Regions from separate parts of the Mus musculus genome. Here region 2 is linked to region 1. A link is a loop called in an ENCODE intact Hi-C map of the cell type or tissue named here. Cell type or tissue: left cerebral cortex. All regions are shown on one strand. Each heading gives the region's core, and the rest is flanking DNA. Links, peaks and the distances in the headings are about the cores only. Region 1 holds the start of Gm32130 (a long non-coding RNA gene). Region 2 holds the start of Ets2 (E26 avian leukemia oncogene 2, 3' domain).

Region 1 (16,079 bases), core at 3,570-11,569:
CTGTTGGATACTTTGTTGAGAAAAGGAAGACTGTGGGACTCTTGGTGATTCCAACCCAGCTGCCATGGAGCTGGTGTTCAGAGTTTATTCTCCCCAGCCAGTTTCTCTGTTCTCTCATAGGGCAGAGCCTGTGGATTGAGCCCTTGTGAATATTAATTTGAGGAGCTGAGCTCTGCGTGTCGGTGCCCATCATCAGGAGCCCTGCTCTGCATTCTGCTTTGTGTTCCTGGGTAGCACGCATCTTAGTATATACTTCAAATGAAGTCATCTATTTTTGCTTTCTTTTTGTACCAGCGGATGGTACTGGGGATAGATCAGGACCCTGGGCATGCCAGGCAAGCGCTCTGCCACGGAGCCACAGCTGCACTCAAAAGTCATCCATTTCTGACCAAGTCGGTGGCAGCTTCACTGTATTCCAACCGCCTTGCAGAAGCAATCAGTGCCACGGGCCAACGTGCAGATTCTCTTCATTATTTGGTAATGAATGATGATGACATGTCAGTTTTTCCTCAAGTTGAGATTAAAAAGCAGCATTTCCTCAAAATCCAGCAATGAGATAGTAGAAAAAGAGAGGGTATTAGGACTCTGTCTCCCTCCTCCCTGTTCCCCTTTTCCCTCCTCCCCTCCTACTCCTCCCCTCTTCCTGTTCCTACTTCCCTTCTCCTTTCCTTTTCCTCCTCCCTCCTCTTCTTTCTCTTCCTCCTCCTCCTCTTCCTCCTCCTCTTCCTCCTCTTTTTCTCTCCTTCTCTGTTCTTCTTCATCATCTTATTCTCTTCCTCCTCCTCCCCTCATCTTCTTTTTGTCTTTTTTTTTTTTTTTTTTTTTTTTTTTTTTTTTTTTGAGACGGGATTTCTCTGTGTAGCCCTGGCTGTCCTGGAACTCACTTTGTAGACCAGGCTGGCCTCGAACTCAGAAATCTGCCTGCCTCTGCCAGCCTTCCAAGTGCTGGGATTAAAGGCATGCCCACCACCGCCTGATGCCCACCACCGCCTGATGCCCACCACCGCCTGGCTTCTTTTTGTCCTCCTTATCCCCCTCTCCTCCCTTCCTCTCCTTCTATAAGTCGGCTCTTTTGACCACCCTGGGATTTACTGTTCCTATTATCATCCAGTGATAAGAGATACCAAGGAGGGGCTGGTGAGATGGCTCAGTGGGTAATAGCACCAGACTGCTCTTCCAAAGGTCAGGAGTTCAAATCCCAGCAACCACATGGTGGTTCACAACCATCCGTAATGAGATCTGACTCCCTCTTCTGGAGTGTCTGAGGACAGCTACAGTGTACTTACATATAATAAATAAATAAATAAATCTAAAAAAAAAAAAAAAGAGAGAGAGATACCAAGGAACAAGGTTTACAGGGTGGATTTAAAAGTTGTGCTTTCTATCAGTATCTTTTAGAAGTCCCTAAAATACCTCCTTAGCAACAATTTCTCCAAAAGAGCAGGTGCCGCCACGGTGAACTGAGATTTGGCAGGCAGTGAGGTCCTCTAACATGCAAGCCTGAACCAATCCACATTCTCAATGGCTGCTGGCCGGGCAAGGTGGTGGCACCAAGGCTTGTCACACCTCTAAATCTTCTGGTAGCTTTGCTGTTGAGAACATCACCAGACGGTGACACGAAGCACCATTTAGAAGGTCATAGAAACCGGGTGGTCTTGGTCTCGGAGCTGCTGAGTGATGAAGCACACAGAGACCGTCACGGTGGGGCGGCTGTGACATTACTTTCCATGAAGGCTGAGTGTTGCCACCAGGTCATCCTGTTCGCTCCACAGGCTCTCCTCACGTATCATGACACGCAGTTTCTAAGCTCACGTTCACACAGCCCTTACAGCTAACCTGAATTTGTGGGAGACGTATGAGTCAAACTATGAACCCTGTGGGTTCGTTCACATAACAGCTTATGTGGGTTTCGGTTAGACGATAACAGAAAGGGTTCTGGAGGAGGGGAGCCGAGAGGCCTGAGAGATGACCCGGGAAAGTCTCATGGGGCGGCCAAGGAGGACTGAGCATCAAGGGAGGAGAGATTTGGAGAGCAAAAGGCAACAGGGAGATGATCATTATCTGGCTCTGTGAGAGCGAAACCAAGTCACCCAGTGACCTACCCGGCTTCCAGTCATGAGCCAGCTGCCAGGGCCGAGGCAAGCTACCTTGCCTTTGTGCCCAGTTACTCAGCTGTAAAATCTCTATGTTATAGTAGATAACCTAAAGAATTGAAAACAAGGCTCAAACGCTCACATAAATGCACTCACAAGGGGAGGCGCTTGTTTGCGGCACTGGTAGAGGTAAAAACAATGGAAACAGTCATGAGTGAGCAAATTAAACAAACACTCTGTGTGGACAGAACACAGCCACAGGTGAGGGCTGGTGCTCTGTTTACAGATGGAGAGCATGTAAGCAACCATCTCATGAGGCTATAAAAGAACTAAAAGCCCCCACTGCAGTGCTTTAGAGTCAGCACGGTGCTGAGAATTGCCCTGTGCTGTTCAGGCTCATAGCCTGTTCAGGGCTAAACCATCATTCAGGCCAGGGCTATAGTGGGCTATAGAGCCACACAGTTCAGGAGTGTAACGAGCCTACCCCGTCCTACAAGCTAGAGGTGTCGTGAGCTTTACTATCCGTCACACAATTCAGTACCATAGCGGGCTGTAGAGTCACCCAGCTTAAGAGTGAGGCAGCAGGTTTTATAGTTAGCAGGTTTATAGTAGGCTGAACAGCCATGGAATTCTGTTGTGTAGCGGTCTTTGAAGTTCAGATCTGTTAAATGTATTCATTTTTACTTCTGTGACAAATTTGCCTAAGGATACGTTCCTCAGAACATACTCAAGGTACCCAGCAATGTGTAGAACACGGTAGAACGCAGAGAGGAAAGTCATTACATGAGCTACATGCAGAAGAGCCCTGGAAACGCAGCGATGATGGGATGTAGTAAGACGGTATTCAGATAGGAAAGGGGTGATGATCTGATACAAGCTGCTTGCAGACAAATCCTGAAAACATGGGCTAATAAGCGAGGATTCCAAAGGTGACAGGTTGCCTGATTCCGCTTACATCTGACACAAACAAGACAGATCCATATGAACAGCAGCAGGTAAACTGGTGGCCACTGGGCTTCAGGGATTGGTTGTTCAATGCTGTGGGCATCTTCTGGGGGTGACAAGGATATCTTGGAACTAGATAGCAGTGGTGCTTCAGCCGAGAACTGGCTGAATGGTGCTGAACTTGGGGTGGGTTGGTTTTCTGTTGTATGATTGTTACATCAGTCAGGAGAGATGCTAGTCTATCTGAGCACTGCAGACTCTCTCCATGGGTCCCAGGGAGTTCTCTGAGCACTGCAGACTCTCCATGGGTCCCAGGGAGTTCTCCTCTGAGCACTGCAGACTCTCCATGGGTCCCAGGGAGTTCTCCTCTGAGCACTGCAGACTCTCCATGGATCCCAGGGAGTTCTCCTCTGAGCACTGCAGACTCTCCATGGGTCCCAGGGAGTTCTCCTCTGAGCACTGCAGACTCTCCATGGGTCCTAGGGAGTTCTCTGGAGACTCCACATGGGGAGGGGTCTCAACTGCCTTGCACCTACCCCCTGTGGTTTTCCACATCTCTGCTTGAATTATGTAATGCCACATGCAGATGGGCTTTGGAATGGTGAGAGATAAGCTGCTCTCTGTGTCTTTTCCAGGTGGGAAAGTCTGCACTTCTTTAGGAACTGGCCAGGTGTCACTTCTCTATGTCACCTGCACTTCCCTGGGTGATGGCCCTTCAAAACCAGAGAGATCGCTGGCCTCTTTCACAGAAGAAAGTGAAGAGCATCCATTGGTTGGGTGTGGGGATGTCTTGTAAGTGGGGTGTAGATTCTCGTGATGTGGATGAAGAAGAGACAATCTGGAAACTCCAGAGGACGCAGTCATCATGGTGGTGACTGTCCGTCACTTTCCCAAGTCCACCAGAAAGTGAGGGTGTGAGGTTTGGGAAGAGTTTGTGAAACCAATGATCAGAGACAGGACAGCTCCCTGGATGGGCTCATGTAACCCTCAACTGCCATCTCCTCATGGTTAAAATGAAAAGATAGAAATCAACCAACTCTGTGGCATGTATTGGCAGTTTCTGGACATGGTACAATCAAAAGACCATGTAAGAAGCCGTGGAATCCCAGACTATCTCCTGTGACGTACGGCTACATACGGCTTCCTGCTTCTGTGGGAGTCACTCCTGGTAGCATTTCTGACCCAGGAAGACTTTTTCTACTTCACTTTGAGATCAGAGTTGAAGCTCAACTTTTGGTCCCATGATAATCAGTTGTTTTTTTGTTTTTTGTTTTTTTGTTTTTTTTTAATAAACATGATCCAGGCACTGAAGCACACACACAGACCTAGAAATGCAGTATTTACTGAGGTGGTGTTTCTGGGCCGTGTTCAAAGGATACTTGGCAGGTGTGCGTAGCAAAGGGACCCTAAATGTCACATAAACCAGGAGGCAGGGCACATTGCACAATGTACCGTCTCTATTGCCTGGCTGTCATAAAGTGACTCCTTCCGGGATGGATGTGTGCCGTCTCTTTCATCTGTTATTTGACTAAATGATGAAAGTGGCAATTAGGTTTTCATAGGCTGTGTTTACATAACTTCTTTTTTGAAAACAAAAAAAAAGAAAAACAAAAAACCAAACAGTGCCAATGTATACAACCAACCGTCGGTATATTTACATCTCCGGGGTGGAGTTAAGGCTGCTTTGTGGTAAACATAAGGAAACTCACCATGCTGGTTTCTCTTTTCTTTTCTTTTCTTTTCTTTTCTTTTCTTTTCTTTTCTTTTCTTTTCTTTCTTTCTTTTTATTTTTTTTCCAACCTCAAATGAAGTTTCCCATTAACCAAGAATTTTATTGGTTGGTTCATTCTTGTTGTTATCCAAATCAGAAATGAAACTTGTGTCGGGCCCAAACTCTCTTTATTGCCAGTAGAACCGCTCAGACAGAGGGTCCTTACCTCTGGGGATGAAGCTTGAAAGTTTACATGGGAAACAAACAAGTGTGGCTGTGGCCCTAGGAATGTTGACTCCAAATCATGCTGTTTCTGGGAAAGGGTGTTCTGATCCGATATCGCCAATAATCTTCATTACAAATAAAAAGGCCGTCTTTAAAATCCCAGTATCACTAAGCCGCAATTGTTTTTTGCAGTTTTACAGCTCTCTCTCTCTCTTTCTCTCTTTTTCTCTTTCTCTCCCCCCGCCCCCCCCCCCCCAGCCTCTGAGATCATCAAATTTATTGTAACAAATATAAGACAGTCATGCCATTTAAAAACAATTCAGTGGCACGTAAAACAAAGGAGTTGCCAGTACATGGAAAGTTCTCAAGAAAGAAATAATGTGTATTTAAAAATTAAAGATCTAGAGAGGGGTGGAGAGATGGCTCAGCAGCTGAGAGCACTGGCTCCTCTTGGAGAAGATTCAGACTCATGTCCCAGTACCTACCAGGCAGCTCACAAACTGGCTCTAGCTCCTGCTCCAGGGGATGTGACACCTTGTCTTGTTTCTGAGGGCATCTGTGAGTGCCCCCATATACACTGGGGGTGGGGGAAGAGGGAGGAGAGGGAGAGAATGGGAAGGGGAGACTATTATTACCTATACTTTGTCAATCAATGAATACTATTCCCTTGAACACAGATAGCGTCTCTGAGGCCTTGAGTTAGGTTTTGCATGGGGTAGAAGACACAAGTCACCCAGTGCTTCATGAACCTTACAAATTAGATTCTTTCTCGGTAGTGAAGGGAGGGGGCTGAAGTCCATTCTGAGGTCAACCAGAACTCTGGATGGAGTGACAGCATTCAACAGCGGGGCTCGGCGCTGATGCTCAGGTTGACGGTTCCCCTTTTCAAGGCAGTAAGACTTCTGTTTGTTCCAGAATCCAAGACTGCCCTGGAGATTCTCTAGTTGGAATAAAATCCACGTCTGGATCAGCTCTTCAAGTTCAAGCTGGGGAAATACAGATGTGGGATTAGACAGACCTTGCCAGATTCAGGGAAAGAAAATAAAATCAAGACATAGGTACCAGCGTGTCATGCAATTCTATCCAAGTACTGTCAGGCACACAGTTTCCAGTAACAGCTAGATGTTCCCAGGAAGAAGAGATGGTCTCAACCTACAGAAAAGCTGTGTCATATACATGCGTTCCTACAGGTTGCCTGCACTTCACTGGACCGCAGAAAAGCAGGGTTCCTCTGGGTCATACAAGGACACCCATAACATCATTTGTCTCTCTTGTGCAATAAGTTGCCCGATAACACCAGAAAGAGCTTAGAGAGATGTTGCATTGTCTAGAACAGTGGTTCTCAACCTTCATAAAGCTACCAACTTTCAATACAGTTCCTCACGTTGTGGTTACCTCCAGCGATGAAATTATTTTGTTGCTACTTCATAAAGGTAATTTTGCTACTGTTATGAATCACAGTGTAAATGTATCACATCCAGGATATTTGATATGTGACTCCTGAAGGGGTCCTGGCTCATAGGCTGAGAACCGCTGGTCTAGAAGCTGACCACTGGAGAGCTGGGCCATGTTTGCTCATCCTGGTTGGTCTCTGAGGACCTGGGTGGAGAAAGAAGAAGGAGCAGGAAAAGTTCCTTCCCCAACTCTAAGAGGCTCCCAATGCTCTCTGATCTGAATATTCTTTCCACCCAAAGCCCTTTGCCCCCAGTCTCTGCCTCTTCTCTCTCATGCCTGAATATCACTAGATGTAATAGACCTGTGGCAATACCTGGTATTACAGTCTCCTGGTAAGATATGGCCCCTCCCTATGTGACAGTGGGAGTGCTTGCTGCACACGTCTATGACCCTCCCCTCCACAGCCCACACCCCCTTGTCAATCATTCTTTACACTGGAGACATTGACCCCCAGGTGTTCCAGCATATCCCCCTGAAGAAGGAGGATAGGAGGAGGAGGAGGAGGAAGAGGAGGAGGAGGAGGAAGAGGAGGAGGAGGAGGAGGAAGAGGAGGAGGAGGAGGAGGAGGAGGAGGAGGAGGAGGAGGAGGAGGAGGAGGAGAAGGAGAAGGAGAAGGAGAAGGAGAAGGAGAAGGAGAAGGAGAAGGAGAAGGAGAAGGAGAAGGAGAAGGAGAAGGAGAAGGAGAAGGAGAAGGAGAAGGAGAAGAAGAAACCACCCTGGAGAGCCTAATCCACAGTATTAGTTACTTTTTGTTGCTGTGATAGGGCCACATGTCTAAAATAAATTTAAGAGGTGTTATTGTTGTTAATGTTGTTGCTGTTTTGTTTATGGTTCCAGTGGGCATAATGTCCATAACGGTGAGGAAGGCAGCCACTGCAAGAAGTCCAGCGATCACACCACAGTTACACAGCGGAAGCCAAGAGGGAGTGAGCCCAGGAAGTAGCCAAGGCTATAAGCCCTCAAAGCCCGCCCATGGTGATGTACTTCCTCCATCAAGGCATAACTTCCCCCGAACAGTGCATCAATGGGGGAAACCAAACTTTAAAATACATGAGCCTATTGGCTTTTGAATGACCATAGGAGCTTTTACTGACTCAGCCAGCAGTGTGAAGAGCCAGCATGTGCGCCTGAGACTTCCGAGGGGCAATGGAGAGAGCACGGTGGGCAAAGTGCTTGCCACACAAGTGTGGAGAACTGAGTTCAGATCCATGTAAATCCGGGTATAGAACACGCCTGACATGCCAGCTCTGGATATATGGAGAGAGAAGGATCCCTGGGGCCTACTGGCGGCTAGTTAGGCCAAACCAGCAAGTTACAGGTCAGTTAGTGGCCTGTCTCAAAACACAAGGGAGAGTGATTGAGGAAGAAACCTCTGACCTCTACACATGCATACAGATGTATATGCACACCCATTTGCACATGCATACACATACATGCACACACTCTCACACACACATGCATATATATGTGCACATATGCATGCACAAACCACATACACATACATACCACACACATCACACACACACACACACACACACACACACACACAAATAGTCACACACACACATATGCACACGTATGCACACGTCACGTAAATGCACCATACAACTTTTGATTCCGTAGTCTTCCTCCCTCTCTCCCCCTTCTCTCTTCCCTGCCAACAATCCCTTATCTATAGCTGTCTTGATAATATAGGAACTTCTGATCAATACAGAGGGTTGAGCTTTGAAGATCCTTTAATTATTTTTAGTGGAGAATAAACTCTAGGATTTCTTGGTAATGACAGTACAATAAAACTCTATGATTAAGAGATGAATCATAGCTGTTTAAAATAAATTTTGTTACAGAACCAACTGGGGCTGCTAAAATTACCTACAGTGTTCTATGTGAGTGGCCAGGAGGTACCAAACACAAAATGGCTAAAAGGGAGACATAGGCTGAGACAATATAGCCTCCTCTAAGAGGTGACACTTGTTTTCAACACAAAAATATCCAGAGGCCTGGAGGGAAAAAAATCAGCCCTGTGCAGGGTGGGCTGTGCCCTGGGGCAAGTAAATCCCAGAGGACCACAGGATGGGTGGATGGAGGCTGTGGAGGTCTCAGGCTGCAGCAGAGGGAACGAGGGAGAGCTATTTCTCTCTGCCTGGCTGCTGAGATGATGCATTACCCTGCTCTCTCGAAATCATAGGAATTACCCACTTAATTCTGGGCACATGGTGCTGATAATGTACCAATTAATGACTAATTAGGAAGATTTTTTTCCAGAACATTAGGTTCCGGGAGGAAGTCTTCCCCGAGAACCATCCCTTTCATGTCTTCTGTCTTCTTCCTGTGGTTCACAGCTCAGCATGCTTCCAGCCAGTCTGGGTTTATTTGTGGTGACTGCAGGCTGTTCCATTCACTTACTTCACAAGGCAGGTCTGAATTACTAAAGCAAGAGCCCTCATCACCCTCTGTGAGCAGAGCGCATAGCTTCCTTCCATTCAGCTTGGAGCTCTGGGATGCAGGTGAGAGTCAGGTGAGGCTGGAAGGAGAGGGAGGGAGGTTGGGGGAAAGAGAGGCCCTGCCTTGGTATCTTTGCTATCCTTTCTGAGGCAGGGGTATGAGGTCCCCCTGCTTCCCAAGCAGACTGAAATGAATGGATGAGGTTAGAGGGGACCAGGAGCCCATGCTGGTGGTGAGGATGACTTTGGATCCGAAAGGGTAAGCAAAAAGGAGAAGCTGATGTAGACTCCAGTTTTCTTGTAGAGGAAGATCAGATAACAAGTAATGACTGGTGGGAAGTCAGTGTGGATGGACAGACAGACAGCTACACCCTCAGTCACAATCTACAGCATTCACTCCTGCATTTACCCACTGAAACATACCCAGGCAGCACCTACTATGTGTCAGGCTTTGTTCCACTCACCAGCACACAGTAGTGCCAAGGAAATCCCTGTTCTCATGGAATTAATCATTTAATAATTGGATCATGCTTTAGTGCGAGAGGACTGTTGGAAGCGCCATACTATCCCGCATCTTTACTCTGAAATGCTAGCATGGTCCCTGGGCTGGGTCAATGATGTCATAGCTATTGCCCACTGTCCTTAGGGGCAGACAAGAGTAACATTATTGTCATCTGAGAACCCCTGGTTCAATGGGACAGGTTGTAAGTGAGTATGCACATAGTAGACAGTGAGAACCCAGGGCTGAGTGGACTACAGTGACAGCTGGTCTCCATGAAAGTAGGTAAAGCCCCCAGGGGCTGAGGGAAGACATGGCACTGGGATCCATGGGCCCTAGCAAAGGGGGTGTTAGGGTGTTCTCATAGAGCACAACGTCCATTCTGCTGGAGAAATAAGATGGAAAGCATTTGGAGGAAGCTACAGAGCCATATGCTGGAGCCACAGGATAAGCTGGGTGTTGGACCACTTCCCACGACACCCATCTCGCAGGCCTGTGCCTTGGGTGGGCAGCATGGCTCAGTGGGGTCTCTGCTTTGGATCTCATGAACTGAAACCTCGGAGTTGACCAGCTGAGCTCCTGCCAGGAGGTTTGGAGGAAATTAATTTCTAAGTTTTTCTGGTCGTTAGCAGAGTGCAGTTTCCAGGGTTGTGGACCGAGGCCCCCATGTTCTTGCCATCTGTTTGCTGGCTTCACCCGAAGCCTCTTGCCAGTCTGGTCCTTGCTCATGATCTCTGCCTGTCAAAGCCAGAAGGGCCTGTGAATGCTTCTCATTCTTGGAATGTCTCCAGCTTTCCCCTGCCTCTAGGCTGAGACAGTGTCTTGCTTTTAAGTTTGTAGACCCACCCAGCCAACCCATATTGAGAGGGATTATACAAGCAAACTGCCAGAGTCTCTCTTCCGTTTGTACTAATGAGGTGCCAGTGGCCAGATACTTAGAGTAGAAATGTGTATAATTGTGGACATCATGATATTAAGTTTCACTTCCTGGGCTTCTTAACCACTTACACATGAAAGCTGCATTTCAGAAAAAGGTTGTCCAAGGGCAGGGAAGAGACAAGGAAACTATGCAAGTTGAGATACAGTTATTGAAGCAAAGATCACCCAGAAGCTAGTGGCTACTAGTTGTGCCTACTAGTGTTTTGGGAATAGCCAATTGCCTTCTGGTTGGGTTTAAGGTTCTTTCCACAGTAGAAAGCCATGGATGGTACAGGGTACCTGGCCAAGACCCTCAGGCTGGAGAGGGCATAGGCCTCGGAGAGCCTACTGCTCCTGCGGTCTGCGTGGATCCCCCATGTAAACACTCACATTTATACGTGTAGACTGGTGTGGCTCTCAGATCACAAGCTTCTTTCTGCGTGGGCAGCAGTTAGTGATGTCTCTCACGCAACACGTCTAAATGCAGAGAACAGTTGAGTGTCGATGCTGGGCCTCAAGAAGAGAGAATATGATGGAGGGGCACATGACACACAGGGACAGATACTGTTGCTGTCCAGGCCACAGGACCACGAGCATGTCCTTGGGACCATCACCGGCGTGTGCCGTCGGGGGAACTGAGTCAGGTGCTGTCAGAAAGAAAAGTGTAATCTTTTTCCCACTTGGGTCCCCCAGAGAGCCTTTGCCAGTGTGTTCAGGACCCAAGCTCATCCCCTCTCCCCCACATCTCCCCTGCCCCCCATCTCCCCTGACCCCCATCTCCCCTGACCCCCATCTCCCCTGACCCCCATCTCCCCTGACCCCCATCTCCCCTGACCCCCATCTCCCCCTGCTCTCTGAATTGTCTTGTCAGCACCTGATTCTTTGGTTTAAGTCTGTATTGTCCCCAGACAAGTCCAGCAATGGGCGGTTTTGCAAATGATCTCAATGTATGTCCCTTCTCTGCCCAGAGCAGGTGTTGAAAGCCTTGTGCCCACGCTACAGGTAGGGGTGGTCAGACCCCTGGGAGGTAAGTAGATCGCTGAGGGAAGTCACTGAGGAATGAAATTAGATCCCCTATTAGAGAGGCCACTTGTCCCTCTACAGCGTGAGCTCAAGGTGAGAAAGTGTATCTATCAGGAAGCAGGTCCCCAGCAGATTCAGAATCCCAGAGGGACTCTGTCTCAGACTTCTGGCCTCCAGAATGGAAAGATACATTTCTGTTATTTACAAGTGTACTAGCTGGTTTTGTGTGTCAACTTGACACAAACTGGAGTTGTCACAGAGAAAGGAGCTTCAGTTGAGGAAATGCTTCCATGAGATCCAGCTGTAAGGCATTTTCTCAATTATTGTTCAAGGGGGGAGAGCCAGTGTGGGTGGGACCATCCCTGGGCTGGTAGTCTTGGGTTCTATAAGAAAACAAGCTGAGCAAGCCAGTAAGCAGCATCCCTCCATAGCCTCTGCATCAGCTCCTGCCTCCAAGTTACTGCCCTGTGTGGGTGCCTGTCCAGACTTCCTTTGGTGATGAACAGCAATGTGGAAGTGTAAGCTGAATAAACCCTTTCCTCCCCAACTTGCTTCTTGGTCAGATGTTTGTGCAGGAACACAAACCCTGACTAAGACAACAAGCCTCCCAGCCTGAGGCATTTTGTTACAGCAGCCCCAACAGTAACAGACTGTTGTTGTTGTTGTTATTATTATTATTCATTATTATCCACATTAAATTCATGTACCCAGGGAAACAAAGGGATTCTCATCCCCTCAGAAGATGAAGTAGGCAATTTCTGGTTCTTTCCTTAGAATCTCATCAAGTGCTATTTGGACGTAAATTTCAAATGGTCCAAACCGTGAGAAAGAACCTGCGATGGTTGCAGGTTGACCCCCTGAGAGGCAGAGCCTTCAGCTGCCTGGGTTACTGGGCAGCAGAGAGGAAAAGCCCCGTGTCACTGCTGAGTTCATTACACAGCTTTAATAACCTGTGGTGTCGCCAAAAGTAATGAATGTGACGCTGAGCGTGGGAGGGGGCGGGGGGGGGTAGGGTGGAGGTGTGAGGCAGGAAGCTTTGAGTCATGTTGCTAGGGCAACGGTGTCCATGGCCAATCAGGGGCCTTCAGGGCTGCCTGTGAATGGAGTTCTTGCTCCAAGTCCTCTGAGGTTTTGAGACAAAACCAGAGATACCAGCAGAAGAAGCGTAATACACAGGCAAAGAAAGCCGAAGAGTGAGTGAGGGAGGGAAGGACAAAACTGTGCGAGACAGATAAGCAGCTAGTCAGTTTGTTGTTGTTTTGCTTTTAAAGCTATTTTTCTTTGATGGCTTTGTTGTCAGCTCTGGGCTGATTGCGTCTCCCCCCCCCCCCCCCCGAACACCTCTGCTCTGCGTCTGAGAAGAGAGACCTTTCTCCAAAATCAAGCAAAGCAACATCCCATCCCCCAAGTCCTAACCTGCTGAGCTCAGTTCATCGCGCTCAGTTCAAGGCTAGGCTCTTCCTTACAGGCTGCTTGTACACAGTTTGTCTCCATCTGCAAGGCAGAGGAGGTCCCACGGGGCTGCCCGCGCTCCTAGCGTGGCTCCACAACGCTGCCTGCGCTCCTCGCATCAGGTCTTGAACCTTGATGAACAGCTGTGTCTACCTTTGTGTATACATGCCAGCTTGCAACAGTCCCGTCCCTTCCTTCTGCATTTCCTGCTTCACAGCGAGGGACATGAGTGTGCTTTTGGTGTTACACTATTACATGTGAACATGTCTCTGCCACAGTAGCTTTCCACCACCTCCCTACTATTGAAGTAGCCAGAAAGACCAACGCCTTTCAAATGAACAGAAACACGTGATCTTCTGAGGTAGCTTTAGGACCAACACTCACACAGTGCAAGCACAACCTCATTTTTGGGGTGGCATGAGAGAGAGGTGACAATCTCAGCTCTGCTACCCCTGAGCTGATATCTTTCCCGCAGAGCCTAGTTCACCCATCTGTGCAATGGAGTGAGTTGGAAATGCGCATCCCCCATTTCATAATGAGGGTGGTTGTGAGAGCTTGGCTATATTATGTGAAGTGTGTGTGTGTAAGTGTGTAGAGCTTGACAACCCAGTGTGGTTGTGTATGTATGTTAGTGTGTGTATATATGAGTGTGTATGTGGTGTGTATATGTGAATATGTGTATATATGAATGTATATGTGGTATTATGTGTATGTGAGGTCTATGTATACATATATGTGTATGTGTGTAAGTGTGTAGAGCTTCACAACACAGTGCAGTTGTGTATTATGTTAGTATGTGTGTATATGAGCATATATGTGGTATATGTGAATGTGTGTGAGTGTGTATGTGGTGTGTGTGTGTGTGTGTGTGTGTGTGTGTGTGTGTGTGAATGTCCCAGCATTTCCTGTAAGTGCAGACAGAGCCCTGCCTGACTAAATACAGCTGCTGCTTTCAGACTGAGTTGGGGCAATGTCTCAGCCCTACAGGGTCATATCTAAACCCAGGAGGAACCTGGATTTGTGAACTCACCACTTCCCATGCGGATGTGAACCCTATCTCTGGGAGGAAACACTTCCCCACTTGCCAGTCCTAAAAGTTATGGGGAAGTCTTAACCCCTGTGAGCCCTGACAGAGTGTCAGAGCAATTGGGAGATGCAGGAGGCTAACCTTTCTCTCAGATGTAAAACAGCTAGAGTTTGGCTTGAGAAATACACAGGGATTCCTTACTTTTGTTGCCGCTGGGACCAAATACCTGACAAGAAGCAGCTTAAGGACTGATTTTGGCTCACAGATTGAGGGGATACCACCCACAGTGGTGAGGAGGTCATGGCACTGGGGTCCTGAAGCAGCTGGCTGTGGTGCATCCACACTCAGGAACCAGAGAAGAATGCTAGTGTTCACTTTCTCCCTTAGTCTGAGACCCCACTCCATGACATGGTTCTGCTCACATCTAGGCTGGGCCTTCCCACCTCAATAAACCTGTTTGAGGAAATCTCTCACAGATGTGCTGAGAGGTGTTTCTATGGTGATTCTAAATACAGACAAGTTGACAATAAAGGTTACCACGGCAACACCTATATCTGTGTGTGTGTGTGTGTGTGTGTGTGTGTATGTGTGTGTGTGTGTGTGTGTGTGTGTGTGTGTGTGCGTGCGCTCACGCCATTCTGCACATAGTTAACAGAAAGGAGGACCTGGGGTGGGATATAACTTGTGGAGTCAGTAGAATCCTAAAATGGTCTTTGTATTTATGTCTTAATCATTGTCCTCTTGCTAATGAAGAGGCACCATGACCACAGCAACTCTTATAAAAGAAAGCATTTAACAGAGGAATGCTTACAGTTTTAGAGGTTTAGTTTCATTATCTGTATGGTGGGGAACATTGTTGGCACACAGGCAGACATGGTAGATGAAAGTCCTACATCTGAATTTGAAGACAGCAGGAAGAGAAAGACACTGGGCCTGGCTTGAGCTTTTGAACACCCCTCCCCGCCCCCAACCCATCCTGGTAACATACTTCCTCCAATAAGGTCACACCTCCTAATTTCTAATGGCCAAGTAGCACCATTCCCTAATGACCAAGCATTCAAATCTATGAGCCTGAAAGGGCCATTCCCATTCAAACCACCACATACTCCTTAAACTGATATCTTAAATCAGGCTGAGGTGGGAACCTTGGGAGCCAGGAGAAAAGGAGGGGCTTACTAAGAATACGAATACTGGCTACAGAATAGCTCAGTTGGCAAAGTAATTGCTTTGAAAGCACAAATACCCAAATTCTGTCCTAGAACCCATATTAAAAAGGGGGACATGGAGGCATATGCTTGTATTCCCAGCACTAGGGAGAGGCAGGAGGGTCTCTCAGGTTCACAGGTGAATTCCAGGATGATAAGAAATCCTTTCTCAAAACACAAGGTAGGCCAGATGTGATGGTGCCTGTCTGTAAATCCAACGCTGAGGAGACAGATGCAGGTGGGTCTCCATGAGTTCAAGGCCAGCCTGGTTTGTCTAGCAAATTCTAGGCCAGCTAGGGCAGTGTAGACAGACCATATCTCAAATGTCCAACACAGAAAGTACAAGACGATAAAACTTGAGAGGTAACACCCAAGGTTGATGTGGGTGGCCACACACATGTACCTGCACATGTATGACATGCCCCCATGCAAACACACACAAAATAGAAATGTTAATTGGCTTTGGAGATGAAGTATATCAAGGGGCATTTCAGGCCCTAAACTGAGTTTCTTGGGGCCACTGTATGCAGCTTAGACTCACGGACTTAGGGTTGTTGAGATTCATCATTACAGTTGTGGGGGTTAATTGGCTCCTCAAACCAATTGGTTCCTTGTCCCAGGAGAATCCTTCCTTACCATCCCAGTTTCTGACAGTTGTCAAATAGCTTTGGTGTCCCAAGGCTCATAGGGAATTCTGTAGCATCTCAATTTTGTGCCTGCCTGAGTCTGAATTTTTCTCATCTAGACAGGAGAGCTGTCACTGGATTAGGGCCCATCTGACCTCCTTGGAAGTATTAACAAATAGACACACACACACACACACACACACACACACACACACACACACACACAGAGGTAACTTCTACCTGTCAGGAGACACAGCACCCTGAACTTGGCACTCTGAAAGCCATCATAGGAATGGTGGCAGCAGGGAAGGATAGGGCTTGTGCCCACTAGGAGTGGCAGACATTACTGTGGAGTGGCAGATAACACTGGAGCAGTAGACATCTCTCTGGAGCAATCCACTCGGACTGTTGGAAGCTGTGGTCAGTCTTGACTGTACTCGGTAGGATTTGGCATCG
Region 2 (16,079 bases), core at 5,225-13,224, 100 kb after region 1:
GCAGCGCCAAATCAGGACATGAACAAGACACGAGCCTGCTGTGACACAGGCATGTTCTAAGATACCAAATGGCACTTGGTGTTTAATGAGTGTGGGGTTAGGTGCGCAGCAGGCCACACTCAGGGCAGCTACATTCCTTGCAAGATAACCAGGAGCATTTCAAAGACAGGCCCACCACGTGCGTCTTCCGGGGACTCACCAGCCTCAAAGCTTAGCACTTACTTTTGGGGATGCCAAGACGTCGTTGCTCCTTTTGGAAGCCACTGAAGGTGGCTTTTAAGGCTTGGCTCATCACTGCCTTGCTGCAGGGAGTGAGCAAAGGCAGCTCGCAGCTGGCCGAGTCTAGAGAGAGACGACAGGGATGTCAGGACTCAGGTGGCAATGTTGACAGAAGCTCAGAATAAGCCCCAGTCTGCAGAGAGCCCCGATCACAGATCTTGACATGATTCCAGCTGCAAGGCTGGGGTGCCAAGCAGTGCCACCTAGCATGCAGGGGGATCTGTACCCACTACTACCAAAAAAGAAACTCCAAAAGCAAACAAGGAAAGATTTTTAAAAAGTAGACTACAGTATTCACAGAGGTATAATTTGACATGCTTTTTTTTTTTCTTTTAGAAAAGTAAGCAAAGACATTAGGAATAAAAACCAACTGTGCTTCTTAGAATTACTCCAATTATGGAAAGGAAAATCCAGAATAAAAATGAGTTTTGTGGTACACAGCTGTAATCCCAGCATTTGGCAGACAGGAGAATAATGATAGGTAACCTGGGCTACACAGTGAGTTCCAAGTCGGCTAAGTCCTCGTGTGTGTGTGTGTGTGTGTGTGTGTGTGTGTGAACTTTTAAAACAAAAATTAAATGTTTGGCAAAGCTTCATAAAGCAGAGATGTACAGACACCATTTCTACCCAAAATGTATTGAAAATTTTAAAATTTTACAGTTTTTGTTTAAAACGCTTCAGAAGCGTCCAACCTTGCAGCCTGCAGCCTGTGCACAGCTGAACATAGCCCAACACAAAACTGTCAGACGTATTCAAAGCAAGAGGTTTTACTTTTTGTAACTTGACGGCATGGTTATCAAGCATGGCCTCTGTAGATGACAATGTCAGGTTGCAATATCAAAAGGCTATCGTCCCTGGCTGCCTTCAGTGACCGTGTTTGATGGAAGCTGTGTCCAGTAAACTAAGCAGACTGGCAAAGGAAGGTGGGCATGTCAGGCACAGACAACACATCATGGTAAAACAGGCACACCCACAACTTTTTTGGAAAGGAATCTTTTCTGATGCTCTCAGAAATTTCGGGAACGATAAGTGACTGCCAGACAACACCAAACTTATGAAAGCACGGGACCTTTAATTGATCTCTGTGGGCTGTGAGTTTGAGCACCCACTTCAGATATATGACAAGTCGATCTGGAATGTGTCCAGCCAATTACTCTCTGAAGTAGCTGTAGAGACATATGTGACATGCTAGGCCTTTGAAAGAATGGCAGTGAGAATTACTGAACTATAAAGGGTTAAGGGGAGCAAGAGTAATTTGTGGTTCCAAGACTCAAAGGGAAAAGTGTGTGTGTGTGTGTGTGTCCACATGTGTGCACATGTGTGTCCATGTGTGTGCATGGGCGTGTGCATGTCCACGTGTGTGTGTGCATGTGTCCATGTCTGCGCATGTCCATGTATGTGTGTGTGTCCACGTGTGGGTGCATGTGCACATGCATGTAAGCTGGGGCACCCTTCCATGCCCACTACCTTCTATTTGAAAAAGACACCAGGGAGATGAAGGAGTGTTTGAAAACAACAAAGTATGACTCTCAGAGCTCCGAGCTGTGAGTGACAGACAGTTCTCGGCTCACAGGTGGGAACTGCCTGTGACGACACCAGAATGACCAGTTCGCTCACAGAAGAAGAAAACTGTCTTCTCCCAGACCCCAGGCTTCTATCAGACTTCTCATACCCAATACTCAAGATATTGATATTCTTGGCTAGAGAATGGTCTATCTCTATTAACTGATCATGTCTTTATTAACCAGAATGGTCTATCTCTATTAACTGATCATGTCTTTATTAACCCGATGCCGAGGGAAGCCATGCATCTGTCAGGGTGGAGGACAAATTACCATGGGAGACAGAATCCAGGCCCGTGGGCACTTCTTGGAGTGTCTGATCTTCACTGAGAGAAGGGAGCACAGCAAACAGAGAGCCATCGAAGGTGTCAAAGGCTGGCTGGCGCTGCGGAAAAGAAAAAGAAATGCCACGTGAACTCACTTGACGGCGTGCTTTCTTAGTGGTCCAAGTAACCCTGCCATGGGTCCTGATGACATCAGCCATTCTAAGGTAACATAGGCCAATGACCTCAAAGTAATCCAAACAATTCTATCTCACTCCACACTCTTTAATTAACCTCATAGGGCCTGATGGCCTGGAAGATTATCTTATCAGCACAATCAACTTAATAAATGAAATACATCTAAAAACAGCAGGATCATAGGGCCACACTGAGAGGTCTTCAGAGAAGACCAAGACCTCTTTCGTCAGATTGGGTGTGTAGGAAAAGAAAAATCTGAGCTGACACAGGGTTTTGGTGTCATGCAATTCAAATAAAAAGCGAAGGCTGGGAAGAAACGGGAAATCAAAACAATAACAAGCTATTTTTATCTTTGAATAAAATAAAAAGCTCCTTTGAAGTATCTACCACTTTAAGGGAGGGAGGGAATTCCTCCTCGTCACACACAGTAGTTCAGACAATAGTAATCTGTGAAAAACAGCCTTAATATTTTCCATGATAATAAAAAATAAAAAACATTGCAGGGAAAAAAAAAAAAACCCAAGCAAAAAGGGGTTGGGGATTTGGCTCAGTGGTAGAGCACTTGCCTAGCAAGCGTAAGGCCCTGGGTTCGGTCCTCAGCTCTGGAAAAAAAAAAAAAAAAGATTGCAGAAGAGAAACTTCAACCACAGGAAGGCTTTCAGAGGAATCTTTAGGAAGAATTGGATACACACACCAAGCCCTGGAAAGTGTGGCCTGCTGAATGAGCTCACAGACTCCATGTTTGCAAAACAGCAGCCCTGAATGGGAGGAGCGTGAATACGCACCGGGCAAGGCTGGTCCACCCCAGCCTGGTTTGTTTAGGAAGCGCAAAGAAAAGCTCTATTTCCCAACATAATCTGGAAATCCTACTTCGTGTGTAACACAATGACCCGTGTGTTGAGTCACGGGCGAATAAAATGTGTAACACATTTACAGATAAGTCAGCCCGACACCGGGCCTTCATTCCAGAAACGCAGAAGAGCGAGTGACAGACCTGTTGTTGCACAAGAGGGCAGACAGGCTGCCCGCCCCAACCCCAAATCCTCAACCCCCCGGGACTGCCAACTACCTGGGAGGACAGGCCCACTGAGAAACGTGAAGTACTCTACCTAGGATTTTTATGCAGGTATTTTGGGTGAAATATTAAATAGATGTTAACAACAAACAAACAAAACAAAAACAAAACCCTCCCCCACGCACTGCTTAGGCCTCTAGAAAGTGTCTCTCTGGAAGTTCTTTCTTTAAAACCAGGAAGTTAAAGAACAGTGCAAACCCTTGCTACACATTTTTCCACACAGACTCTGACAACCAACGTCTTCTCCGAAACCAGACGTCAGCACCAGACGTCAGCAAGCTCTTTCAGTTTACAGAGGGCTTTTTTTCCTTAGGGGTGTGTGTAGCTTCTCCATAACACTAACTCCTTATACCATTTACCATTTCTGCCCCACTCAAGGCACATGACTAAATCAAACAGAAAAGCGGGTGCCAGGTTCTGCCTCTGTAGTTTACACCAGACACATAACCTTAAAGACGGTTTAGGGAGCTGGGGGAGTGGGGGAAGGTGGGGTGGGAAAAGAGCTGGCTAGGCACGCATGAGTACATGCATTAGGACCCATGCAAGGCTGCACAGGGGACCCCTGGCCTGTGACGCCAGTGTGCTGGGAAGGGAGGCAGACAGGAGAACCCCCAGAAACTTGGGGCCAGCCAGCAGAGAGCAAGAGACCCTCCCTCAAATAAAAGGTTAGGCAAGAGCCAACACTAGAGACTGTGCTGTAGTTTAGTAAGCCTAGCACTAGGAACGTAGATACAGGAATCCTAGACAAGACTAGCTTGTAAGCCACAGGTTCAGTGAGAGATGTGGTCTCAAAAATAAAGTGGAACGAAATATCGAAAGACACTTATCACTAGCCTCTTTACTACACACACACACACACACACACACACACACACACACACACACAGAGACACACTATATTCACACACATATACATAGACATCACACACATATACAACCCCACACACACACACCACACACACACACACACACACTCACACACCACACACACACGCACACCATACACACACACACACACACACTCCACACACACACACATACACACACACACCCCCCCCACACACACACCATATATACACATATACACAGGCATCACATACATATACACCCCACCACACACATACCACACACACTCATACACATACTCACACACCACACCCACATGCGCACCATACATACACACACACCACACATACACAGCACACACATAGCCACTACACACATAGCCACCACACATATACCATACACACATATACACACACCACACAAACACAATTATACACACACCACACCCGCATATATACACATACTACATACTTATCTCACACATACACACACACACACACACATAAACACACACACACACACACACACACACACACACCCTTACACAAGAAATGACCAGTTTATGCTACAAGAGTGTTCCAAAAGGATGACAACATGTCACGGCCACAACAGGGGAGCCAGCTCTGTCTTTAGTCTGTTTGGGGTTTGCATAAACAGCCTTGAGCTGCTGCAGCAGACAGAGAAGGCTCCCTCTAACCTGGTGGGTGCAGCCCCTCCTGATGAAAGTAGCACAAGATGCCTATTCTTCAACTTCTTCATGTAAGTTAAACAGCCTTCCAGGAATGATGGTGCTGACTAGTGAAGACACCCAAGGCCAGGCCCGGTGACCTGAGTTCAAATCCCAGGACCTCCACGGTGAAAGTAAAGGGAGAACTGACTCCCACAAACTATCCTCCTGCCTCTGTGTGTACATCATGGCGCATATGCACAGACACAAATAAACAAAGGCAAGGAAGTTCAGAAACAGCCCTCTTGATCAGCCATGATCTGTCTTTCCAGCTGTTTTCTTTAAGAATCATGGGACTTGGTTTTTTCCCATTTGAAAGGAACTTCAGGATGAACTCATCTGCAAATGAACTACTTCTATATTTTGGGGGACAGGTACAAATAACATCAAGATACCCATTTAACAGCACAGAAAACTGAGGCTCAAAGAGAGGAAACAATTTCATCAGAGCCACATAGCTAAGATATCTAAAACCATGATAGCTTTCATGGGGGCTTTCTCTTGATTATTGTAGTTTCTAAAACCGTCAAGATAATTTAGATAAGAAGCACATACCTTGAGTGTCCCACGAAAACTGTTGGCGACAGGGGCCACTTGGTCCATGTTCTTGATTCCAAAGTCATTCATCTTAGGAAAAAAAGTGAGACAGAGTCAGAGGTTACCATTGAAGTACAGTTTTGATGGTGGCTCAGTCGTTTGTTTGTTTGTTTGTTTGTTTTTTCAAGACAGGGTTTCTCTGTGTAGCCCTGGCTGTCCTGAAACTCACTCTGTAGACCAGGCTGGCCTCAAACTCAGAAATCTGCCTGCCTCTGCCTCCCAAGTGCTGGGATTAAAGGCGTGCACCACCACGCCCGTCCTTGGCTTCAATCTTTAGCCAGACAGAACACTGCCGGTGGCCAACGTCCACACACTCGGATACAGGAATTCTTATTTAAAAGGGATCCAGGCCAAGCAGCTCTCAAGGAGAACAAGATCTGGGGAGGGGTCCCACTGAGTTCCACTTCGATGTGAGACTCCACAGGCTTCCCTGAACCCTGGCGTAGCTGAGCGAGGAGGCTGTGCTACTCATGGTAAACTGAGGTGAGACCTCAGGTGGTGCCAAGAAGGGCCACAAAGCCACCATCTCCTGTCTACACAGGGCAGTCAATTTAGCCTGGCCCTAGTAGAAGCCACAGAGGGGTCCCTGCCTTGGAAGCTCCCATGGGAGTCAGACCAGCATACACACACACAAACCCACTCTTCTCTGAGCTATACAGAAGCATGGCCCTGAACCTCCAACCCCTCACACTGTCCCAGATCCTGGGCTCTGATTATGTGATCTGAGAACATCTCTCCTTGGTGGGTACCACAGTTTTGCATTTCTTCGTGAAGCTAGACCTTGCTTTAATAATGGGGCTTATATACCAGAGCTGGGCTGACCAACCAAGCAGCCACCAGCTGGCCACCTGTGGCTACTGGCAATGAACATGGCTACTGTGAAGGGAGACAGGCTCTGAGAGAAGATACACATAGATCTCAAGAGCCAGTAGGAGAAAGATGTCTCAGTCCTTTGGATATTTACTTTGTGCTTATATAACGCTGTGAATACATTAGGTTGACTGAATATAGTAAAATCGATTTGATCTGTTAAGACTATTTTGAGCATGTTGAAGGAAAACAAAAAAACCAAAAACCAAAATGTGACCTGCAGTGGTCTGAAAAAATTTTCTGGAGCCCTAATATGACATGCTAAATGAAAGAAGGCCCTTCAACAATATCAGAGAGCGTTAGACAGACCCAGTCACGGAGCCTCATTTCCACACACCAGAGATCACCATCACTGGACGGCAGCTCTCCGTCCTCCAGGCTCCAAGCTACAGAACGGGAGCCTTCGATAGCTCCATTGTGTAGAGTGTCCAACCCCCAGCCACCACCACCACCCCCTTGCTCTCCTTCATGGGCACCCACCTGCTAACCACACACAGTCACTAAAATTAGCAGGCAACTGATAGAACTCACTAGAGGCAGCAGATAGCATAGTCTCAAAGAATTATTTAACTTGCTTTGATCCCTCTGTCTTGTGTTCTTTTTATAGTCAACATTGTGGGCCAATGACAGATGGCTTAACAATTTCCTAGTGAATGCATACTCGCATGCACACACCGACATGTGTGAGTGTACACGTGCACACACTCACACCTTGATAAAAGGCCACAGAGCAGAAAGAGGCCTTAAGGGAAGGCTGCTGGGAGCCCAGACATGCAGATCAGGGTTAAAGCAGCCCAGAAAAGCTGAGGGGCCTTGAAGGAGCCACCATCCTGGTGATGTCACAGCAGGGACTGTGCAGTCTCCAGAGCGGGGACATTTCTTCAGGTTCTCCCTTGGTATATTATCCCAGCTATACCTACTGTGGGTTCAATATTCCTCACAGACGAAGACCACCAGGACAGCATGCCTAGCTCCCAATGTGAAGACTCAAGTCCCACTTCCTCACAATCCTCCTGAGAGTCCAGGTTCCAAATGTAAAATCACTTTATTCTGAGGCAACTGAGGACCGGTGACAACTGAGTCACCGGCCTAGACTACACACTCCTTTGGGGGTGTCTGTGGAGATTACGCCTCAGATCAGTAGGGCCTTAAATCCTGACCATGCCTGAGTGGGCTCTCCCTACCCCACCCCACTGAAGCAGAGAGCACACAAATATGAGCAAACCAGGCCTTTCTGTCACACTTCAGTCCTGTGAAACACTCGCCAACTGAGAACTTCATGTCGCCTACTTGGATGGAGTCAGCCCTGTAGCCTGTAACCTGTTGACTAAACACAAGCCTCCCGCAGAAAACCAGCAGCAGAGGCAGAGGTGTCCACGTGGTTCCTCCAGGGCCTGTCGGACAGTGCTTTCTGTTGCCCCAGTGTACAGACACTCGAGGACTTCTCTGTGATTTTTCGCTTCTGAGATGGGCAGAGAATAGCTTCAGAGGTTGGGGAAGAGCTCCCCTGCCTTTTGTGTACAAACAGGAGCAGAAAAGGGAGGCTCCCACTCCCACATAAATGCTGTAATTACCGGCTGCAGAACAGGGTTCCTTTGTTGCCTGGCTTTTAATGAGTTTTGTAAAAAAAAAAAAAAAAAAAAAAGAATGTAGAATTAAAGCCCTCCACTAAATGGCTTCAGGCAGACCCACGGCTAATCAAATTTAAGTTCATTTATCCGACTGGATGTGCTTGCTAACCCCTGGGACAAGTCAAGACTCTAGATAAATCAATTTCAAGTTTAGACTTTTTGGTACTGGTGATGGGCTAAAAAAAAAAAAAAAAATAGTAACAAGAAATGGGAGAAAATGGCAGAAATGTAGTAACTGGGAATAGTTAGGTTTTTAAACAAGAATTTCATGGATAACTGTATCCTTAGTGGAACAGGTAATCACTTATATAAGAGAGCATGAGTTTGTATTTAGATAAATTTAGGTTAAAAAAATAAAATAAAAGGACAAAACCCTTTGAAGGTTGGTTTGCCTTTTGCTTAGCAATCAGTTTAGAGAAATGAATGACTAATTCCATATATGAGAGTTTGGCTATTTCCCTGTGGGATGCACGGTGTTCACATTAACTGCACTGCGAGATTACTCAGATTTTAATAAAAGCTTAACACTGAGATGTATCTCCGGATTGGCGGTGGTGTAGGCAGGCAGATACCGACAGGAGCTTCCACAGCGGGAGCAAGTCTCTCAACTGGCGAATTAAATGACTCCTCTCTCCAACCAGGACTGCTCACCGCTTTACTTTCTAAATAAGTAGCGAGTCAACTACTATTTTAGGCTCCCCTGAAATTGAGTGCAGGCTAGTACAAGTCTTATGAGATTAAATAGTAAATTAGAAAAAAAAAAAAGTCAAATACGCAAACGCTTCAGGTTACCCCTTCATTCATATGCTTTAAGGAGAAAATAAAAGCAGAGCAGCCACCAGCACCCCTACTTGGACCGTATCCCGTACTGGCTTCCCAGGGCCCAGGGGAGCCCAGACCTGGCCAAGCAGGTGACACGTTCCCGGGAGCCGCAACTTCCCAGGTGTTCCATGATCCGGACACCCCCACATCCTTCCAGGCCTAGCGCCTCCCCAACTCAAGTCACCCCGAACCTGGGGCTACCTCGGCCACCTCTCCAGGTGCCTCAAGCCCTCTCGAGAAACGCAGTCGCGCACCCCGGGCAGGAACCGCACGGGGCGACCACTGGCTTCCCCAAAACAAAAGCGGTCTGCCCGCGCCCTGCCCGATGCCTGGGTCCCCCTCCGAGGCCACTGGGTGCCTAGGAACCAGCCGGAGCGGCTCTGGGGCGCGCGATGGCCCGGCGGGATCAGGGGCCGCCCGCACTACACCCCACCCCGGGCGGAGTCTCTGCTGAGGACCATCGCGCACAGGGGCCGCTCTTACCGCGCCGCAGCAGGCAGGGCCAGCCGGAGGGCGGCGGGGAGAGGAGATCGCGGCGGTCCCGGCGCGCAAGGCCGGGCGAGACGAGGCCGTAGGGCCGATCCGGGCGCGCGGGGCCGGGGAAGGTGGCGGGGACTGACGGGCCTCAGTGGTGTCCACTCTGTGCTCAACGCCGCGGTGAAGGAAGTAACCAGCCCGATCTCCTAGCCGCGCGCTCTTCTGGAGCTGGGGGAGGGCCGGAGGGAACCGGGGGAGGGGACAGCAGGGGTGACGGAGAGAGCGCGGAGGAGGAGCGAGCGCGAGGCCGGCGTGGGAGGAGAGCGCGCTCTGGCAGCGGCGGATCCACGCTGCTCCCGGGCCCTTCTCTGCGACCCTGCAGCTCGCTGTCGCCTGCCTGCTGGCCCCTGCTCCTGGAGCCCGGTTCGGGCGTTATGCCCAGGAGGTCCAGCTAGAAAGGCAGGGCCGTATCCGCCCGCGTTAGGCTGTCTGCAGGTCCGAGCTGGGGGCCCTGTTGGCACTTGGGTTGGGTGGTTAGGCTTCTGCGGTGGAGCCTGCCCTGTGCTTGGAGCTACGTGTGGGTCCTGATTTCTGGTCCTTCGTCGTGAAAGACTCATACGTGGGGTTAGGGAGTCGCAAAGTGGGCGGGTGGCGGAGTCGCGAGTGGAAGAGCAGAACGTGGCGCAGCCGCTTGCCTCTGGAGAGGCCCCTCCTACTGCCTCGGTGCGGATGGCGCCCCCTAGGGCTGAGCCGAGTCTCAGCGCCGACTTGGCCGAGCACTTAGGCGCCATCTATTATTAGTCTTAGTAAATCCTTCAAGGCTACTACTGTGTTCTACTTAACATGGTCTACGAGGTCAACTACATGTCAAGTCCAGCGTGACTCTCCCAAACTCATGGTCAAAACACAAGCCAAAGAGTGGTTTCCTTTTTGGTCAGAAGGCGTTGAGTCCATGGTTGGAAACCTGTGGGATTCATCCGTAGGCACAGGTGTACGTTGAATATTATTTCGTTCCTTCTCAAGTTTAGGTTGTTACCAGAGATGGCATATGAAATTGCAAATGGCAAGCTCAGGCAAGGCCACGGGACTGACGATTGGTACATTACAAGGACAGCCTTGCCGGGAAGGGAGTGGAAGACCCCAGCTTCTCTGGTACCGCAGGGTTCCTGGTTTCCATGGCAACTCCCCATCTGAAATTATTGCCAATCAAGATACTATTACACCTGATACTTCTCTCCAGTGTATCACCTTTGCAGGAGTCAAGGCCTAATCCACTAAGCTAAAACAGCTAGGTCCAGAGGGAATTGATATTTCCTCATGGCTTCTCAGTGTGTATTCAGGTCCAGACCAGAGAACCCAGGTCAAGGAGGAACTCCATAAATAGAAGAAAGAGTCCCTGTCCCGTTACCATGGAGACACGGAACAGCATATGCTAACTTAAAAAAAAAAAAAACATAGCAGAAGGTACTGACTTGTCTGAAGGAGTGTGTCCGTTGGCCCTATCTCCCTGCAAGTATTTTCACGCCTTGACCACGTATCTGAGAAGCTTGGTACACACAGTGATCTCTTGAAGTTCAGATACCCAAAACAGGACTGTTTCCTTCCATCACTTCTGCTCCTGAGACCGTGGGCATTCGAGGACTCCTTTGGTCCACAAAGGCCTTATTGAGCCAAGCCTCTCAGGGCTGCTCAGGCTGATGGCTGGAGGGCAGCTCTTGGTAATGCTGAGCAGAAAAGCTACAAAAGAAGTTAGTACCCAAGTGTCACAGCACCCCTGTCATTAAACTTTGATTAGCTGATGAAGCAAACCTGTAAAAGAATTTATCAGCAGGGCTGAGAACTTGGTAGGGACGGGCTCTAAATTCCTGAATAAGTTTTTCTAAACTCTCTTTTAGGAGCATTTTAGGAAAATCTCTGGGGGAAAAAACTGTCATATACATGAAGAGGAAGAAAGGTATTCAGGAAAGCCACCCCAAACCTGTCAGGTCTGAGTATGTGGAAACCTAATGTAAAACAACAGCGGCTAGAAGCACGCATGGCAGACCAGCGAGCTCTCACAGACGTCAGGCACCTTTGTGTTCTGCCTGGCCTTCTGGAGGAGGCAACCTGGATCCCAAGCATAAGCTAGACAGGCCTCTGCTTTGTGGTTGGCCCACCTCAGCCTTGATCAGTTACATACTCAGGAACATAACAGATACACATTTACCTTTTCTGTTTGGTTCCCCCACCCCTTCCTCTTCTTGGGTGGTTTCCTAGTTACTGAGCCGGAGTTAAAGCCTAGCCTGGCTGAGCCCTGTGATTATTCATTGACTATTATGGCTCGATTCACAGGGAAGCTGGGGCCTTTCTGCAAATTGAATCTAATAAAAGCGCACTCCTTCTGCTCTGAGATCAAAAGTCAATGGCGTTAGGAGGAAATGGAGGCTGGGGAAGGCTCGTTGGCTTGGAGCTGGTAAGGAGCTGGTAAGGAGCGAGCAGGTGGACTGTAGGGGGTGGGGGGTGGGAGCAGCATGAGGACAAATGTAACCAACCCTCCTCTGAACAGAAGGGGAGACAATATGAAAGAGCATATGAATTACCTAGAGAGTGAAATGCAGAGTTCTTTAGGACCTGGGCATAATTATGAAACAATGATTAACCCATTAAGTCATCCTTTTCAGAAACCGTGCATCCCAGCCTGCTGAAGAGCTGGCTGTGTTTACCTTGTGATCTGGCTCAAAGGCTCTATCTTGGGGGGTGGGAGGGCGGGGTCCCAGCTCCAAGTTAAACATTTAGTCTGAGGTGTACAATATTCACTCTGCAAACACGGTGTGAGGTGGAGAGGACAAAAGGAAGTGGGGCTTGAGTGCCTGCCCCTTGAGGTTGGATTGTGGGGATCACACACAGAGTGGAGCCCTTTGAACCCAGAGGGTGGGAAAGCAGAGGCAAGTAAGGGCCTGGAGTGTGTGGGGAGGTAGAATTACCCCATTTTGAGTATGGCCTGGAATGCGTCATGGAGTAGTTAACTGATTCACAAATCCCACTGGTGTTGGGGTCAAGGAACAGATAATGGCAGACTTTCTAACCCCACGCCTTTCCAAACCAATCCTCTCTCGCCAGTCTGTCGGCCTGCACGGGTCCTGGGAATCTGTGTGACGTGGGAGCTGGAAGTCTCTCCAGGTCCCACCAAGGGATCCCAATGCCTGTCAAGGCCTTAGGTCTTCCCTAATGTCAAGATGGACAATCCTTGGGAAAAATCTTTTCCCACTGTCCCTCTAGCATGTTTTCTGCTGGCCTGAGGCCTCTTGTGTCTCTCAGGGCCCTAGGCATGAAGACAGACAGACTCCTTGCGTGGAACCTGCTCTCCAAACCTCTAAGGGCAGCTGTTGGGTCACATTGCCTGGGATCACCCTAGCTCAGCCTTCTGCTGGTTATCCAGCTGTGGCCCCTGGGGCAAGTGTCTGTAGGTCTCTGGTCTGAGGTCCAGCCCACAGAACAAAGGTGGTCACACAATGAAATGAAAATAGGGAGTATCATCAGCCATTTCTCTGCCTAGGTAGACTTGGTCTCTGCCTTTCAGGCTCACCCTTCATGGCTGAAGGCCCAGGCCTCACAACCAGGAATGCCAAGACCATTGCTGTCAAGAGAAGTCTTGGTTTCTTTGATTTTCTTGGCTTTGGTAGTTAAGAGAAGCCTGGAGTTAAATCTGAATTTCGAAGCTTGAAAACTCTGCAGAAGCAGTAAATAAGGCCAATACTCATACTTACAGAGAAGGAAACTGAGGCTGAAGGAGGCTTGGCTCCCTGCTCAGGGACATTGGGCAGTTTTCTTGCAGGACTGGGCCACACCCCTGGTCTCAGTGCTATGCTGTCCACTCCGCCATCACCCTACACAGCTGCTTCCCTTATAAGGCTACGGCTCCATTCTTGAAGTGCATCAACTGTTTTGAAAATCCACCGTGGTATTAACCTGCAGGGTGGTGTGCCTTAGGCATGTCTGAACAGCTAAATTCGTAATAAGGACCCATGGTATTTGTAAAATTGATAATCTCTAAATAAATGTGTCTGTGCTGAGTCAGACCTGTACAGATATATGATTTGTAGGGTTTTTTTTTTCTCCCCTTCTGAATCAAACATGACTCCTACATTAGCTCTGAGCCACCAGGATCGCTGAACCACAAATAAACTAAGAGTTGTTCACGATCCAGTCAGACCTTCCAGCAAAATTCAGTCTTTGACATACCTCCAGAGTCAAGACAAAACCTGGATTAAGGTGCGATCTGGATTAAAGACCTAAAGGATAATGTAACAGGCTTCAGTAGGCGTGGAGGAAATCATTATGGCAGTGGGATAGTTTGGTTCCAAGGCTTGAAAGCCAGGTGCAATGGGCTGGAGAGATGGCTCAGCGATTAAGAGCACTGACCACTCTTCCAGAGGTCCTGAGTTCAATTCCCAGCAACTACATGGTGGCTCACAGTCATCTGTAATGGGATCTGATGCCCTCTTCTGGTGTGTTCAAAGTCAGCCACAGTATACACACACACACACACACACACACACACATATATGTGTGTGTGTGTGTGTGTGTGTGTGTGTGTGTGTGTGTGTGTGCGTGTGTATGTGTAGATATGTACATATATATACACATATACATATATATGTGTGTGTATATATATATATATATATATATATATATATATATGAGTATATATTGGCATAAACTGATGTGGAAGGGGGTAGTTCAGTTGTTTGCTGTGGTTGTGGAGAACTGGACCCAGAGAATGGTTTACAAACAGTGAGAACTCAGGTCTCCCAGCTCTGGGACCTGGAAGTTTAAGATTAAAGCAGAGGCTTCAGGGTTTTGTGCTGCCTCTGAGGAGTGGAGACTCCCCTCGTCCTGGGACATATTCTAAGATCATGTCTGTTCCAGAGTAGCGGAGCTACAGACCCCGGTTTCTACAGCAGTAGAGTTTCCACTCCACGTGCTTTGCTCCAGTTGCAAAAACAACCATTTTTATCTGTGTGTATTTGTGTGTCCAGTGAGACCAGAAGACAATGTTGGATCCCTTGGGGGGTCATGAGCTGCCTGATGTGGGTGCGGGGAGCCGAACTTAGGTTCTCTAGAAGAGCAGAAAGTGCTCTTAGCCCCTGATCCATCTCTCTATCCCACTGCTGCCTTTCAACTAGGAGGAAGGCCAGCGTCCTGTCTGAGCTTTCAGTGGGGAAGATCAGCAGGCCTTTTCTTCAGGAAGAGTCTCACAGAATGCTGGTGTTACCTCAAGTCTCCCAGCAGGTGAACATCCTTTGGGATGCCAGCATTTACTTTCATTCGCCTTTTATTGCCATCTTGAAAATCACAGATTTTGAACAATTCCCATTTTGTTCTGGGAATTCAACACAGCCCTAGGAAGGGCGCCATCCATGGTACAGGAAGCCAGCAGTCACTGCCCCCCCCCCCCGGGGTGTGTGTGTGTGTGTGTGTGTGTGTGTGTGTGTGCGCGTGCAGTGTGTGGTCTCTGCTGCAAAGACAGTCTCACTGTCTCCTTCACAGTCTCTCTCCATTTTTTTGTGGTCAATTATCCCATTTCTGTTTGCAGGTACATGGGAAGTTGCTGGTCTGAGTGATGGCTGAATTGTGTAGGGTGTTTAACACCACGGTAAGGACATCATATATAGCTCCATGTCTGTTTCTTGAACCAGCCTCAGTTGGGGAGGAGGAGGCAAGGCCATGCTGATAGATAACCCATCCAGCCCTTGCTTCAGCCTGTAAGCCCCATCCTTCCTGGCAGAATCAGGAGTAGCAGAGCCTCTTCCAGACACTTGGCCACCCCAAAATAGCTGGGCTCGGTGTGGGAAGAGACAAAGGAAACCCTCTCCCGGTGCTGAGCCGGAGCATATGTGCTTCTCGGTAGCAAGTGTGAAGACTGACTAAACTTAGCGAGTGTGCCTCCCAAGTCTTCATCTCCATCCCACCCTTCAGTGTCTGTGTCAGAAGGAGTGCACTGCTTCCCTGCCAAGAACCACCTGCTTGCTGTACTTGGGGGGGGGGGCGGGGGGGGGGAAGCAGGCATCTGACATTTAGAAAATGACTTTTCAATGGAACTTGTGAATTTAAATTCTTCTACTCATTCTTCTCGAGACTTCTAACAGAGGGACTGTGTTAGATCAGCCAGCCAGCCCTTCCTCAGCTAAGTAACTCAGAGGAAAAGCCAGAGTTCTGGGAGACACCATGAGACCTGGCTCTCCATGAGGCCATTTGGCTCATCTCCTCCCAGAGGCCTTCTCCCACTTCAGGCTGTTGTTCTGGCTTCAGTACAACCTCCCTCCTCCCCCATCCACCCCACCCCCCACCCCCCAACTGCCAGGCAGGAGGCTTCCTTGAGCCTTTCTCTCCCAAGACTCCACCCCCTGTCCTTACCTGCCTTCTCTCTCAAATCCAACCTAGCTAAACTGAGAAGCCACCTGGTGATTGTCCCAGGCTGCTCAGTGACACTCTTTCAACTTAATTGACTACATCTTGTGAATTCATTTATTTTTATCTAAACCCCTGACGCTGTTTAATACTCTTTATAGTCCCGACTGTTTGTTTTGTCATGCGGGAGATGGGACCTTGCCCTTGTCAGGCAGGTGTTCCTCAACAACATTTCCTAGTCCTTTCTTTCAATTAATTGATAATTAATTAATTAATTAATTAATTAGCTAATTGATTATTTTATCATGTTAATTAATTCTTTGTCTTTCCAGCATAGATCTC

What was found. Peaks named below come from ENCODE experiments on the same cell type or tissue, not always from the same donor. Only the 100,000 strongest peaks of a DNase experiment are listed, where the experiment ranks them.
Region 2: a loop joins it to region 1, with 5 times the contacts of the local background. A loop is called at or near these places in 6 of 42 quality-filtered maps.

What each region holds. Positions count from the first base shown.
Region 1 is chr16:95,795,085-95,811,163 of GRCm38, reverse strand. Gm32130 (a long non-coding RNA gene) reads left to right here and starts at 8,820. Exons shown (of 3, transcript XR_876302.2): 1 at 8,820-8,936. Gm41509 (a long non-coding RNA gene) reads right to left here and starts at 13,068. Exons shown (of 3, transcript XR_876300.2): 1 at 12,730-13,068; 2 at 10,681-10,937; 3 at 4,315-5,960. In left cerebral cortex, for the core only: a CTCF peak has its summit at 6,738; DNase peaks (open chromatin) are centred at 8,528, 8,757, 9,874, 10,720 and 1 more place; H3K27ac peaks cover 1,140 bases.
Region 2 is chr16:95,695,919-95,711,997 of GRCm38, reverse strand. Ets2 (E26 avian leukemia oncogene 2, 3' domain) reads right to left here and starts at 9,591. Exons shown (of 10, transcript NM_011809.3): 1 at 9,354-9,591; 2 at 5,506-5,577; 3 at 2,115-2,226; 4 at 223-342. The coding sequence starts at 5,577. Gm31989 (a long non-coding RNA gene) reads left to right here and starts at 11,150. Exons shown (of 4, transcript XR_876298.3): 1 at 11,150-11,799; 2 at 14,923-14,982. In left cerebral cortex, for the core only: a CTCF peak has its summit at 10,082; DNase peaks (open chromatin) are centred at 9,633, 10,031, 10,491, 10,817 and 4 more places; H3K4me3 peaks cover 4,111 bases; H3K27ac peaks cover 3,077 bases.